2 separate regions of the Homo sapiens genome follow, and region 1 is linked to region 2. The links are chromatin loops, found by intact Hi-C in ENCODE. Cell type or tissue: endothelial cell of umbilical vein. All regions are shown on one strand.

The links. Peaks named below come from ENCODE experiments on the same cell type or tissue, not always from the same donor. Only the 100,000 strongest peaks of a DNase experiment are listed, where the experiment ranks them.
Region 1: it touches region 2 in a loop (8-fold over the local background); 6 of 110 quality-filtered maps call a loop at or near these places.

The regions. Positions count from the first base shown.
Region 1 is chr4:116,355,194-116,363,193 of GRCh38, forward strand. No RefSeq gene overlaps it. Among named protein-coding and RNA genes, the nearest start is that of MIR1973, 59 kb to the left of the region's middle. In endothelial cell of umbilical vein, a CTCF peak has its summit at 3,589 (motif pointing right); DNase peaks (open chromatin) are centred at 2,778 and 3,578; H3K27ac peaks cover 358 bases.
Region 2 is chr4:118,267,016-118,275,015 of GRCh38, forward strand. No RefSeq gene overlaps it. Among named protein-coding and RNA genes, the nearest start is that of SNHG8, 7.7 kb to the right of the region's middle. In endothelial cell of umbilical vein, a CTCF peak has its summit at 3,644 (motif pointing left); a DNase peak (open chromatin) is centred at 3,606; H3K27me3 peaks cover 1,630 bases.

The sequences.
Region 1 (8,000 bases), 1.9 Mb before region 2:
GCTTGTGGTTAATTGGTGCTTGATTGTTTATTTATTTATTTATTTTGAGATGGAGTCTCGCTCTGTTGCCCAGGCTGGAGTGCAGTGGCGCGATCTCGGCTAACTGCAAGCTCCGCCTTACGGGTTCATGCCATTCTCCTGCCTCAGCCTCCCGAGTAGCTGGGACTACAGGGGCCCGCCACCATGTCTGGCTAATTTTTTGTATTTTTAGTAGAAATGGGGTTTCACCGTGTTACCTAGGATGATCTCAATCTCCTGACCTCGTGATCCGCCCACCTTGGCCTCCCAAAGTGCTAGGATTACAGGCGTGAGCCACTGCACCCGGCCTGGTGCTTGATCTTTATAGCTGAAAAGAATAGTGAAATATTTTTCTCTTCCACAAAAATACTTCTGAATATTGCTTTCAAAAACAAACTTTCACAAAACTAGTTTTTGCCTCCTACCGTTGTTAATTGATTCAACAAGTACTTATTGAACACAAATGAGGTCAAAATCTATTATGGCATCTATTAAAAACTGTTATTGGCTAATATCCACAGGACAAAAAGATAAAAAATAAAGTGTTTTAAAAAATTCTGCCCTATCTATTGCATTTTCTGACCTGGATTTTGTGTTGGTGTATGTAAATATATATGTATTTATTAACAGCGACACTTCACTAAATGAATTTGGAGTGCTTATAAACTTAGGAGTGCAAATTCCAAAATTGTGTTATATTCATTTAGCAACAACAAAAAACAGCACACTAGTTCTAGTTTTGGAGGAACCAGATGCAGTTTCTAATACAAATTTTATATTGAAAAATATTATGAGATATTTTACCTGCACTTATTTAATAATTATTAAATGTATCTAATACATTTAAGTTTTTATTAAGTATGCTACAAATAATATAAACTGATAAAAAGTGATGGCCAGTATCTTGAGAAATTCCTGAGACTTGTGTGTTTACATTCGTGTGTATGAGTGTGTGTAAGAGTGTTCATGAATATGTGAAAGTGTGTGTGTTTGTGTGTGTATGTGTGTATGTGTGTAAGGATGTTGATAAGGAGTGACCTTGGGTTAGTTACATAGCCCATTTAGTGAAGCGAGCTATCTTTTATATGACAATTAATCCTTATGTTCTGGATAATATTATACCACTATTAGAATTCAATTATTAAGTAATTATGAGAAGAAATCATTCTTCTGTTTGAGATGTGAGGGTATGAAAAAGCTCAGACTTTAAAAAAATGTTAAGTCATTGCAGAAATGCTTAACATTTCTGTGTTTCTTTTATTTATTTATTTTTTGCTTTCTTTGGCTCAGAGTAGATTGGTTTCATCTCTTAAGTATATAATGGGAGTGCTTTTCCTAAATACCTTTTGACTATTCTTCCTCACCTATAGCTTTACCAATTGGTAAAGAAAAATAAATTATTTGTAAGTCTTCAGAAACATTGGGCTGTTGATAAATTGCAAAGAGCAATACCCTCAGATCTTTCTACAGGCAGTGAATGAGTAATGTGGATATGAAATATCACTGTAAAAATTACCAAAAATATTATTTTCATAGAAACCAACGTTTTTGAGACTCTGAATGCTTTTAACTCCTATGTTAGAATACATATTTTCATAAATATTCCCAGAATCCTTGAGTCAGCTTTCTAAAATCCACCTTTCAGCCTGCCCAGGCAGTCACTTTTATTCAGAACATAACTTCTTAGAAGGAATGAGGAGACAATTAATCCTGAAGTGAATTCTTTAATACTAGAGAAGGTGAAAAGAATACAACTTAGCACAAGTCAACTAGTTGTGAATTATAGGAAATATAGTTCTATATTATTATTACTCTGTGTTTGAGACTTTCTTTTACAAAAAGAATCTATAATTTGAGAGGAGTTTTCTGTAGAATCATAGCAAGCCTTCATTTTTTAAAAATATTTCCCATTCTTAGTTTTTTTCTTCTAGATAATAGAATTAAAAGCAAATGTTTGTAGAGTGTGACAAATAGCAAACAAATTTATGTAAAATTAAGTAAAATTGGTTGCTTGGAATCAAGCAACAAAAATAGTTGACCTAATTTCAAATTTCTCAATTGACATTGGTTTGTGCACTAATTGCTTAAAACAGATATATCTGCAGATAGTTTCATCCTTAAAAGGAATATTGTTTGCAATTATGTATGATGCTTTGAATCATATTAAACAAAGATATTAAAACATGATGCCATCCAAATGTTGGTTGGCTATTCTGTCTCCTCCATACACACTTTTTTACATAATTGTAGTACAAATATTCCTAACCTCAGTAATCTAGAGCACTCAAATATAGGTCAAACCACATCTAGTAACACTGAAAAAAATCCTTTTAATTTCCTTTAATTTTTGTTGTGGTGGGAAGTAAAATAGGTTACTATAACCCCTTACTTTTGGTTCTCTGCTTGCTTTATTTCATTCTTATTATTTTTTTAAAAGTTCAGGTGCAATTTATATACGATAAAAAATAAAATGCTAAAATGGAAACTCAAAGTATACAAAAAAGAAAACACACAGTTCTAAGTGTTCTATTTGATGAATTTTGCTAATTCCATGGAAATGTGAAACTTACAAAAGAAAAAAATAAAGCAAAGAATGATGGAGAACATTTCATCACTAAAGTTCCCCAGTGTAAGGGAAATGGCTGCACTTTAGTCAGGAGTAGGCCAAGGCAGGCTTCTGATGTGGCATGACTCAGCAGGTTTGGAGCACAGGTGCACAACTCTGCACATTATGTAACCACTCCATGTGAGGCGCATTATGTAACCACTCACATGACCTCGCACTTGGCTCGGAGCCACTATTGTCTGTAAAAGGTATAACTACCCTGCTGATGCTGTACATACGGATGGCTTGCTTGCTCCCAGAGAGAGAACAAAGCCATGTTGAAACTTCTTACAATTCCTCAAGTGTTCTTTCAGCTGTCTGCCACTTGTCTACCCACTCCCTTCGGTCCTCAGCTTGGGTTGGAATCTGACACTTGGTGTGACACTTGACATAGTCGACAGGATGCCAAAGTGAGTGAGCCTTTGGCCCCTGTTGATTCCAGGTCAGCCATGTGGCCACAACATGGATTGTGGTACTTGGATAGGCTGTGCTTACAAGCATCTGTGCTGCTTGGATGGGCTCTGGTGGAAACCTGGGTGGTGGTAGGTGGGTCCCCCACAAGCATGGAGAAGGCACTGAAGCAGCTGGAAGCACAGAGCATCGAGAAGGAGCCAGCCTTTGCCAGCAGTTGGTTGGGCATTTGTGACTGTGCTGCAGGAATTGCCTGCTTAGTCCCTAAGGGGTCCCGCGGGGAGGTGTGGGAATTAAAGAAACAGTGTTACCAGCGTCCAGGAAACCCCTGCCCACCTGGATGCTTTGTCTGTGAAACGAGGGGGCAGATTGTATATGCTGTTCCACCTCTGAGATGGAAAAGCTGGCCTCTATCACAACTCATCCCTTCTTTCGTCAGTGGCTGCAAGTAAGTAGCTGGCTGGAACAAGGGCAAGGTGACCACACCCTGACTGAGAGGCTATGGGCAACCACAGGAACTGTGAACGATGCCGGTGAAATACTCAAAACTGTCAGTAGATGGCAGTCGTATACAGACTTGGTGCAAGTCATTCAGGAGAAGGGTAATGCTGCATGACCAGGTCCCTCCCGGGAGTTCCAGTTCAAAGATTATTTGCTGCAGCTGGGCGCGGGTGTAGAGCTTTTTCTATTTGATTAAGGAACTGGCCAAGGTGACCAGCTTAGAAAAACACCGGACGACTGGAGGCCACATGTGAAATTAGCAATCCACTTGTCCCCCACCAACATACGGCAAGTGCTGGCACTGGTAGACACTAGCACAGATACATTCTATGGGTGGACATTCTACATGGCTTGGCAGCTGACCCATTTATCACGGACTTGATGGACCACTTTATGATGAAATTGGAACAGTACCACTATAGTGGAACAATAGTGGCCACATAGTGGCCAATGCATTCTTCTCAATTGACATTGCTCTAGAGAGCCAGAAATAGCTTTCCTTCATGGAACGATGACAATGGACTTTCACAGTGTTGCCGCAGGGCTATATGCATAGCCTCACTATATGTCATGGTCTCTATATGTCATGGGTGATATTATGTTAACTTCTGATTATTTTGCAGATTTAGAAATGGCAATGCTCCTCTTTCCTGGGATTGGAATGGTGCGGCTGGGACCTCCTTCCTAGCAGCCAGCTGGGCTATTCAGCAGGCACAAGCCCTACAGGAAGTTGACCAGGGGCACCCATTTGAGCTGCATGTGCATGTGACCACAGATGGTTTTGGCTGGGGCCCCTCGCAGTGCACGGAGCCCTTTAGAATGCCAGTAGATTTTTGGTCCCAACTTTGGAAAGCAGCTGAGCTCCGGTATTTCTTGACAGAGAAACAGCAGCTGTATATGCCGCCCTTCAGCCTCATGAGAGCATGACAAGATAGGCTACAGTTGTCATGCGGACAACATACTCTATAGTGGGATGGGTGCATTCATGGGCAATGACCCCTTGGACTGGGACAGCGCAGACATCCACCTTAGCAAAGTGGGACACGTACTTTGAGCAGCGGAGTACTCTGAGTATGAGTCCCTTAGAAGCAGAGCTGCAAGAGGTCTTGGGACCTGTAGTCCTAATGCAAGATAAGGCCATGGGGCCTGAGGCACCCCTAGACCCCAAGCCAGCACCATTTAAGGAAGGGAGCCCCCCTATTGCCAGTGGGTCATGGTACACAGATGGGTCTAGCCAAGATACTACTGCTTCCTGGAAAACTGTTGCAGTCCAACCTAATATTGACACCATACGGTTTGAAACTGAGTATGGGCAAAGTAGCCAATGGGCTGAAGTTAGATCAGTGTGGATGGTGATCACTAAGGAGGTGACACCTATGACAATCTGTACCAATAGCTGGGTGGTCTCTTGAGGCTTAACCTTGTGGTTACCTACCTGGAAAATACAGAAGTGGCCACTTGGTCACTGGTCCATGTGGGGCCAAGCTATGTGGCAAAACTTATGGGAGGAAGGATGACCTCCCACAACCAGGTGTGGAGATGAATGGTAGGCAAGAGAACAGAAAACTTGGCTGTGACCATGGACCACATGGACCAAAGCCCCCCACTCCTGGTAGCTGGCCATCAAAGCTCCCTGGGTAGAGGGCCTACAGTATGACTTGCATGAAACTCCTTGGGTGTTCAATACATGTCCCTCACAGTTGACTGTTCATAGGGGAACAGTCGGGGGGGAACCCTTCTCCAGGGGACATATGTACTGTCTGCATGTCCTATTATGAGCTTTCCTGTGACTTTGGCATATATACAGGACCCAAAGTAATCATGGGGAGCCGAGAAAATGTGCTACCATCGCCCAGTGCAGAAACCTTTGGTGGCTGCATTCTTATCCAGGATGAAAGGTTAGCCTGTATTTTGCCTGAGGGATGTGATTTACCTCTGTTAGTACCTGTGCCTGCTCTGTCATTTTGACCATTGGTTAACATGCTCCGATTGCATTGTGGGCTGGGCCCTCGACTACACTGAGGTAACCAATGTTTCCAACAGTTGGATCTGCATTGCCCTTCCAGCAGCAGCTGCAGATGGCTTGCCTCAGCACATACATTCAGGGTCTGCAGAGAACTGAACATGGCTGGAGATTTGGGGTCCCATGACCGATGCCTGGAACGCAACATGGCTAGCCTTGGACAAAGGACACTGCAAGACCCATGGTACACCCACCTCCTGGCTGGCCCATAGTGTTTATGATGGGTGGGACTGGCTAGTGGGGGAACATGTAGTACCCCTGACCCAAGCAACATGGTGCATAGAACAGCATTAGGGTACCGCCACTGTGGGATGGATGCCCCTTACGACCTGTGCAAACATAACACATGTCACCACACTGAAGGTATGGTATAGCAAGCAGCCCCACCACGGTCAGGCTCTGATGGACTTTGTGCCCCCTGGGAGTTTATGAGTCTGTGGGTACACAGGGTGGTCTTACCAGTGAACTGGACTGGCTGTTGTACATGGGGGTGGTCTTATGTACGTGCCACTGTTCTCCCCACATTGCCCAGACACTCACATAACTGGGAGGTGGTACGCTCTTGGTTTTTGCAAGTGTGATGAGCCCCCTGGTGGTTCTACCCCTTAGAAATGACTATCCCTGGAGCCGGTGTCCTAACTGTAGAAGCACAAGTTACCTCTCTTGCAGAGCACACCGCTTGGGCTCTGAATTACACCTAAGTAGCCCTCTTGCTGTTAATGGATGAGGTTGATCAGATGAGAAAAATGGTGTTACAAAACTGAATGGCCTTACACATAGTAACTGCTGCCCAAGGAGGCACCTGTGCCCTTTTAGGAACACAATGTTGCACCTTTATTCCTGACAATGGGCAGAACATAACAGCAGCCCTGCAAAGGGTCTCACAGGAGATTAAGGTGGTCAAAAGCCTTAATCTGCAAGATTACCCCCTGCAGAGATGGTGGGCATCTCTAGGCTCTGGCTCTTGCTGGGCCCTAATAGTCACAAGTAGCATAGCTGGGATCCTAGTAGTGAGCTGTTGCTCTCTGTGTTGTTGTTGTGGGTTATGAATTCGGGGCTCTGCCTTATGGGCACATGTCCCTGCCTGGAGGATGCCCTCAGCTGAGGTGGTGGAGTATAAGGGAAATGGCTGTGCTTTAGTCAGGAGTCTGCCAAGGCAGCCTTCCAGTGCAGCATGTCTCAGCGGGTTCGGAACACAGGCACACGACTCTGCTCTTTATGTAACCATGCCACATGAGGCACATTATGTAACCATACCATCTGAGGTGCATTAGGTAACCACTCACATGAGCTCATGCTTGGCTCAGAGTCACTATTGTCTGTAAAAGGTACAGCTACCCTACTGATGCTGTACATATGGCTGGCTTGCTTGTGCCCAGAGAGAGAATAAAGCCATGTCAAAACTCCCTATGATTGCTTGAGTGTTCTTTCAGCTGCCTGTCACTTGTCCACCCACTTCCCTCAGTCCTCAGCTTGGGCTGGAGCCTGACACTTGGAGTGACACCCAGTGTTTATTTCCAGGCAGATTTCCCTATATTCTAATCTGGGTGTTTTTTTCACTGTATCTCTCACCATAGATTAATTATAACTAATCAAGAACTTGGTAAATGGAATAACATAATATGTAATCTTGGGTGGCTGACTTCTCTCACTCATTTACCTATTGCATTTACCAGCACATTTTAATTGTTGAGAAGCATCTCATTGTGTAAGTACATTACAATTTGTTTATCTGTAACCCTGTTCATGAACATTTGGATTGCTTCCAATTTGAGGTTAATATAGGTAAGATTGTTATGAATATATACAGGTCTTTTATGAATGTAGGTTTTTAAAAATCTCCTAAGTAAACACATAGCAGTCAAACTGCTGAATCTCAGAATAGCAATAAGTTTAACATTTTAAGAAAATGCCAAATTATTTACCATAGAGGCTATAGCAGTTTACCTTCCACAGCAATCAGCTAGGTAATGGGCTGGAAAATTTCATTAGAAAAAGAAAAAAAGTAGATTAAGACAAAATAAGCCATGAATAACCAGGCATCAAAGAGGAATGTCTTCCCTAAGTGAATTATCTTGGATAAATTATAGTTCCAGTAGGCAATAGAAAAGTAGGGCAAGAAAATAAAATAAGACTCTAAATGGAAGGCTGGGGAGTGCAATGAATTTGGTAGGATTCCAAAGGCTGACACAACCCTTGCTTTTTAAACCTTCCTATAACCACTCACAACCTCAATTTTCTTTCCTCTGCAAAAGATATGTATCCCCTTTGGTTTCGAGGTAGCAGATAATTGGAGAACTAAATTGCAACAATTTCACAAGTTTGAATAATTAAAGGGACTTAAAAGGACTCACAGTTTGCACTCCTGTAAGGCCTTAATGTAATTAATACCAAAGAGCAGGAGAAAGAAAGTGCAGGCAAGCATGAGGACCCAAAAGACAT
Region 2 (8,000 bases):
CCTGACAACCTTACATAAAATTTCACCCCTTCCTCCCTTCCCTGACTCCTGATTCCTATTACTCCGAACTAATCTTTTTTGAACCATAGCACTTAAAATCTTATAACTAATTCTGTAGTTTACCAATTTTATTAGATCTTTTGTCTTCTCCTACTTGAATAAGCTTCTCGAAAGCAAACTATTTGTCTTTTCTTTCATCAATATATCCCCACATCGATGGGTCTAGTCTCTGAAATAATAAGTGCTCAATAAATACTTGTTGAATTAATTTCACAATAAGTAACTGGAAAAGACATGACAGTTTTAACATACATATGTTCTTATATTTAAGTGCTAGAAAAAAGTATAACTTTTCATAAAAATCAATAAATTCGATTAACAAAAATATATATTTCCCCAATCATACAAAGACTTAAAACTGTCTTCTAAATAACAAAAAATAAATTCAATTTTAAATAATAATTAAAATTAGCAAAATAATTATTAAATGTAGGACAAAAAAACAAAACCTCTAACTTTTAAATGATAATTACCAGATAATTCTTATAAGTTATCCTAACAATAATACCAAAAGGAAGATACTGCTGGTTTCCTTCTACAGATGAGGAAACAGGTTTGGAATGGATAGATAATTTTCCCAAGGTCACACAAGTAGCAAAGCTCAGACTTATTTTATACCTAGTATCATTTTTCTCCCTTTACACACAACACCAGTTAAGAGCATGGGCTCTGAGCCAGTGAGACTACATTCAAATCCACTTCAAACCTTAGGTTAATTACATTATTTCTCTGTGCCTCAATCTATTCATCTGTAAATTAGAGACAATAATTGTATAGCGCTCATACAATTGTTAGGATTAAATGAGTTAATGAGCACATAAGTACTCAATAAACATTAGTTATCACCATTACTACTATCTCCCTTAGAGACTGTAAATAATTGTAGTCAGGTGCAGTGGCTCACACCTGTAATCCCAGCACTTTGGAAGGCTGAGGTGAGCAGATCACCTGAAGTCAGGAGTTGGAGACCAGCCTATCCAACATGGCGAAATCCCGTCTCTACTAAAAGTACAAAAATTAGCCAGGCGTGGTGGCGTACGCCTGTAATCCCAGCTACTTGGGAGGCTGGGGCAGGAGAATCACTTGAACTCTGGAGACGGAGGTTGCAGTAAGCCGAAATCTGCCACTGCACTCCAGCCTGAGCGTCAGAACAAGACTCTCAAAAAAAAAAAAAAGATACTGTAAATAATTATTTTCAGAACCCTTTTGTGTTATTTTATATAATTTACTTTCTTAGTCCTTTTCAGTAAGTTCTGTTCAGTGCTATAAAGAATGGTGGGTATTTCAAAATTCGTATGGCTTTTATCAAATTTAAGTCCTCAATTGCAGAGATTTCTTTCTAGACCTTCTGTTTTCTAAGAAATACTGCCCATTTACATAAATTATCATCCTGATAAAAGGGTTTTAAATTAGAGAAATACAAAAGTCACTTATCTGGTTCTATTCTACTTAGTTTTCTATAGTTTTACTTATATAATTAAGAAATAACTACTAACACGTCTTACATATTCAGTTGAAGGTTTTTTTAATGATTGTTCATTTGGAGATGAAATATATTTATTTTTCTCTCTATAGTGTAAGTATGACATTTATTTTAAACTTTTTGTTTGAAATTTTACAAAGATGGCAGAAAACAAATCTATAGACCAATCATATTCCTGAATAAAGAGGCACAATTCTCAACGCAATGTTAGCATGCAGAATCCAGAAACAGGTTACAGGTAGAATACACGGTGACAGAGTGAACTTTAAAGAGTGAATATGGAAAGGCTGGTTGAGCACTGTCCAGGAAGGTGGAAATTAATCTATTCATTTATGACTTTTTAAATAGACCTTTTGAGGGTGTATGATTAGCTACTGTAAAACTCACCCAGGTGAAGTGTACATCTCATAACTGCTGAGTCATTAATGGAATTGAATAGCCATCATGGCGATCTGATGTCAGAAGATCTCTGACACCCAGATAGAAGGCTGATAGACGGGGTTCCTCATGCCCATTTGAAGATAAGCCCTGCCCCCAACCCAGCCCCAGTCAACCATTGATCTGTTTTCTGTCACTGTAAATTTGCCTTTTTTGAACATTTCATATCAATAGATTCATACAGTATGTAGTCTTTTGTGTCTGGCCTCTTTTCACTTAGTGACATGGTTCTGAGTTTCATCTATAGCATGTATCAGCCATAGCATGTTTTTTTAAAAAAACTTTTATGTTAAATTCAGGGGTATATGTGCAAGATGTGCAGGTTTGTTACAAAGGTAAATGTGTTTCATGGGAGTTTGTTGTACAGATTATTTCATCACCCAGGTACTAAGCCTACTACCCAATAGTAATTTTTCCTGATCCTCTCTCTCCTCCCACCCTCCGCCCTCAGGTAGGCCCAGTGTGTACTGTTCTTCTCTATGTGTCTATGTGCTCTCATCATTTAACTTAAATTGGATTTATTCTTATATAGCATCTGAAGTCTTTTATTTTACGTTTTTGATTTTCTATTTTTTTGGAGATGCAGTCTCACTCTGTCACCCAGGCTGCAGTGCAGTGGCACAATCTCGGCTCACTGCAACCTCCACCTCCCAGGTTCAAGTGATTCTCGTGACTCAGCCTCCTGAGTAGCTGGGATTACAGGCACCTGCCACCACGCCTGGCTAATTTTTGTATTTTTTGGTAGAGACAGTGAAGACCTATTCCAGTTATAAATACTAACTAATAGGAATTAGTTTCAAAGTTTGCCATAGAATTTTTCTCTCTGAAATGATTTCCATTATAAAATTTGAAATATAGTCCTATTGCAGCGGGGAGACTTAATTTAAACTTTTTGGCAAAGAGAGAGGTAAGATGTGCCTGAGGCCAAAAGAGTTAGTCGACTTTGCCGTAATATACTAAGCTACATTCAAAAAAGTTTGCCAGTTTTGCTTAAATGTACTACCCTGCATTCATTTTTCCTTCTGTACATTATGTATAATTTCCCAGAATTCTTTTTCACTTTTATCATCCTGGCTTCCTCATTCAACAAACGTTTCATTGAGCATGTTCCAAAGTACTACTGCAGGTAAGATGAATATGACTACATTCTTGCCCTCCAGTAGACTGGGCAGAAATATTTTATTTCTCCAACAGAATCATTGTCTAGTTTGATATACAACACATTAACAGTGTATTAACTACTTCAGACAGTAGGAAATGAATTAAATCTCTAATTGATGAATTCAGTATGTTAAAAATCTGTATATCAAGTTCACATATTAAAAAGGTCTGGTGTATTCCAATGGTATGTTTAGAATATGCATCTGGAGAAAGTTGTTCCTTTCTGGTAGAACCTGAAGTTTTCAATATTCACTGTAGACATTCATCATATAAAACTAGAGTCCAGAGGATAGGCTTTTAGAGATACTAGATATGCTGACATTTTCATGTTATTATCCACATATACATTAATACATGCATGCACAATGAACAAATGTATTTAATTCAAAGGGCTTTAAACACATACCTAAATAATAAGGTAACAAATTCAAAGGGATTTAAACATATACCTAAATAATAGTGTAACAGAGCCATCTAGTGGCCACATAAAAACTGTTGTTTCATGTGATTTTGTTTCGTTCCATCAAGTTTTACATAAACGTAAGCTTATCTTCCCACTAATACAGATATTTATAATGCTTATGGATAATGGGCCAAAGTAATTTGGAGCTGGGGTACTAGAGTAAATGTTTGACATCCTAAGACATCTGTAATCTATATTGTGTGTAGAAAAAGGAGAATTTTAACAAGTGATCATTAAATTTTCAAATTATCTTAATTGATATGGGATGAAAGCATTAGATGTTTTTAAATTGTTAGTTTATGAATACTCCAAAACAAGATCTTCTCTTTTAATATGCCATATTAAATGTTAAAATAAATAACACTCTTATTTTGCATAAAGGCAAGTAAGCCCAAAAAAAAAAAAAAAGCCTCACTAGGAAATAGACTAAAGCAAGTACCACAAGCCATCTTCGAAAGAAAGAAAAAGTCAAGCTTTTGAGATGTTAAATATTTAATGAAACATAAGTGCAGAATCTCACTGACGTGCAAGCTTCTACAACCAAGTCAGGCGTTCACTCTTAAAGTGCTGGAGGCCAGTTTGAGATCATAGAACACATAGGCAATCCAATTTTTCAGGCTAAACCATAAAAGGCTCACAATGTTGCTTGCCAAACTTTTCAATAAATTTATATTATAAATGTTTCACAATGTCAAACACTTACTCTAAAATCCCAGCTCCAAAATTCTTGGATCACCATCACCTCAAAATTCATGGATCCAACTTAAACCACATTATCAATGTCCCTCACTGTTCTCAAGTATTAGCATCTCTTCTTGTCTAACTTAAATGTCATGGTAAATCAATATAACCAGTCCCTTGCATGCATTCCTTTTCCCTTCTATCACTTTGCTCACTCTCTTGGCAAACTGCAACTTGGTTAACTCCAACTCCCTGTCAGCTCCATACCAGCACCTATGCAGTTGAGCATGATGAAGAGAAAATACACAATCATGCTAGAGATTTGACTTTGAATTCATTACAAGAACTCAAGTGAGCTCCTAATGTGACCGGGGAAACCCACTACTTTTCCAAGTCTATTGATGCCATCTCCTAATTATATTTTTTCCTCTCTCCTCAAATTTCCAACACTCTCTCCCCGATCCTCACTCTCGGTTGATGGCCTGGTTTCCTATTACCCCGGAAAAAAACATTAGTAGATGAGAACATTCAAAGTTCACACCACCCACTCATCCACAAGCACCTGTACCCATGTACTCCTATTTCTATAGATGAACTGCCTAAACTATTATCTTAGGGTAACCCCTACTTTTGTGCACTAGATCCCATCTCATTTCCTAAGCAGTTCATCACATATCTGCTGCATCATCAGTTTTTCCATTTCTACTGGATCTTTCCCATCAGAATACAAACATACTTTAAGTTCTCCTATCCTTTAAAAATGACCCATTCTTGATCCCACATCCCTTTCCAGATATTGCTGCATTTTTCTTCCTCTTTACAGTGTAACTCTTCAAAATAGTTGTTCCGAATCCATGATTTCCAATACTTCTCCTGTTCTCTCTGAAATTACTCTCAACAAGGTCCCAAGTGACCCTCATATAGCTAACTCCAATGGTCATTTCTCAACTTCCATCCTACTTGTATCATAAACAATTGACCACTTTCTTTTGAAAAACTTTTTTGACTTTTAAGGTATCACACTCTGCTGGCTTTTCTCCTTAAATTACTTCTCAACATCCTTTGCAGGTTCCTACTGTTTTTCCTGGTAGATTAATATTGACAGGCTCCAAGGCTCAGTTTCTTATCCTATTTTCTTTTTTTCTTTCTTTTTTTTTTTTTAAGAGATGGGGTCTTGGTTTCATGCTCAGGCTGGAGTGCAGTGACATGAGCATAGCTCACTGCAGCCCCGAATTCGTGGGCTCAAGCGATCCTCCTGCCTCAGCCTCCCGAGTAGCTGGGACTACAGGTGTGTGCCACCACACCTGGCTAATTTTTTAAAAAAATTTTTTGTAGAGACGGAGTTTCACCATTTGCCCAAGCTGGTCTCAAATTCATAGGTTCCAAAGAGTCTTCTCTCTCAACCTCCTAAAGTGATGGGATGGGATTAGAGGTGTGAGCCACTGCACCTGGCTTCTTATCCTACTTTTTATCTATCCTTCCTCCCTTGGTACAATTATCTGATCTCATGGCTTTACATACCATCCATAGTTTGACAATTCACATATTTCTTTCTTCAGGCCAAACCTCTCCCCAGACCTCCATATTCATATATTGAACTCTCTACTCAACACTTCCACTTGGATGCCTAAAAAGCATCTCAAACATAACATACAAAACTGTGCTCCTAAATACTTCTCCCCGAAAACCTGCTCTTCCTGCAGTCTCCATCTCAGCAAATCACCAAAAACCTTAGTCATTTTTCTCATAGCCTAGAATCCCTTTATCTTATATACTTTACTATATCCAATCTGTCAGCAAATACTGTCAGCTCTACAATAAAAATATTTCCAGAATTGAATCATTTATTTCTTTCACTGCTACCACTAACCCAACACCAATAGCTCATCTTATTATTGCACTACCCTAACTGTTTTCCCTGCTCTACCATTATCTCCATCGCTACCCTAGAATTTTTCTAAACAGAGCTTTGAGAGAGAACATGTAAATCCTAAGTTAGATCATGTCATTCTACTCAAAACTCTCCAAAGGCTATCCAACTTATTCCAAAAAAACTAAAAACTGTATAATGACCTATAAGGCCATAGGTAGCCTATCATTACCTTTCTAACTTCACTTCCTACTTGCTTACCTCATTCCAGCCAAACTGGTCCAAATTTTATTCTTCGAACATGCCAAGCTGAGTTATCTATTCTTTCATAACAAATTATCCCAAAATGTAGTAGCTTACAACAGAATTTATTATCTCACACACTTTCTGTAGGTCAAGAATCCACGTGTGGCTTAGCTGGATCCTCTGCTACAGTGTCCCTCCCAGGCTGCCATCAACAGCTGGGGCTATAGTCATCTCAGGGCTCAACTGGGTAGGGATCCACTTCCAAGCTCATTCATATGGTTGTTGACAGAATTCAATTCCTCATGGACTACTGGTCTGATAGCCTCAGTTCCTTGTGGGATGTTGGCCAGAGGCAACTCTGTTCCTTGCCACATGGGCCTCTCCAACATAGCAGCTTGCTAGATCAAAGCAAGCAATACAGAAAGACACAAGAGGAAGTGGTAGCAAAACACAAGTCAGGTTTTAATACCTGGTCTCACATTTCACCACTTTGCCATTCAAGAGATTACATAAAGGAAGGAATAACATGAGGTGAGGTCACTGGGAACTTTGCCTACTGTATCAAGTATGGCCCCAATGAGAAAGCATTGGTTGCTTCGAATATTCCTCTTCCAAATGTCTGCATGTTTTGCTCCCTCATGTTCTTCAAATTGTTGACCTTGTGTCACTTTCTGAATGACATTTCCCCTGAACACCTTTTTAAAATTGTAATTCCTACCTTCCAAACACTTCTCATCTTCTGTGCTGTTTTTCTCCACAGCACTCATTGACGTTAACATACCATATAATTTACATATTGTGATTGGCTTCTACTTTAGTTTAGCTAAGCTAGTCCTACATTTCCCTTCCCTTCCCTGAATAATTCCACGTTCAGAAAGACCACAGGAGACATTTTGTATGAGACCTGGCAAATCAAAGTAAAGCAGCATACACTTTTTACACTTGGAAGGTCAGTGTGGGGCATCAGGCAATGTTGCAGATCATGCAAGTTATCACTTATCTACTAATTGTCTTGTAAGTGTGGGGCAGTAGCCAGATCTATAGCTTCTTCAGTCATCCCAGATCTTCTGTTTCAACTTCAACAATCCCTAAGTCTGTGACAAAGGGCATCAGCTTCTCTTGCAGATCACCTCCATCATCAAAGCTAAACCCTTGAAACCAGGAAGAGATTGGTCCTGATTCTAGTTCATTCTCATGGATTACAGCTCATTCTTGTAGATGCCAATTTTCCTTGGTCCCTCCACTGCACAATTGTGTAAGGTCAGATTCTACATATATGATTTTAATCATATGTATTTCCTAGTAGTTCTGATTCTGATAGAACTCTAATACTCTTATTTGCATCTGTTTTCTGCCACTAAAATGTAAGCTCCATGAAATTTTTTTAAATTCTATTTTGTTTACTCTTTCTAGCCACAGCATCTATGACAGGACCTGGGATATAGTAGAAACTCACTATTTAGTCATGAGAATTTTTTTTAATGTACAGTACAAAGAATAAGTATTAAGGATGGCAAAAATGAGATGAGACCAATATTTTCTAATGTTCTAAAAGAAAGATTACTATAAAAAATAATAAGAACTGAGATGCATCTTAA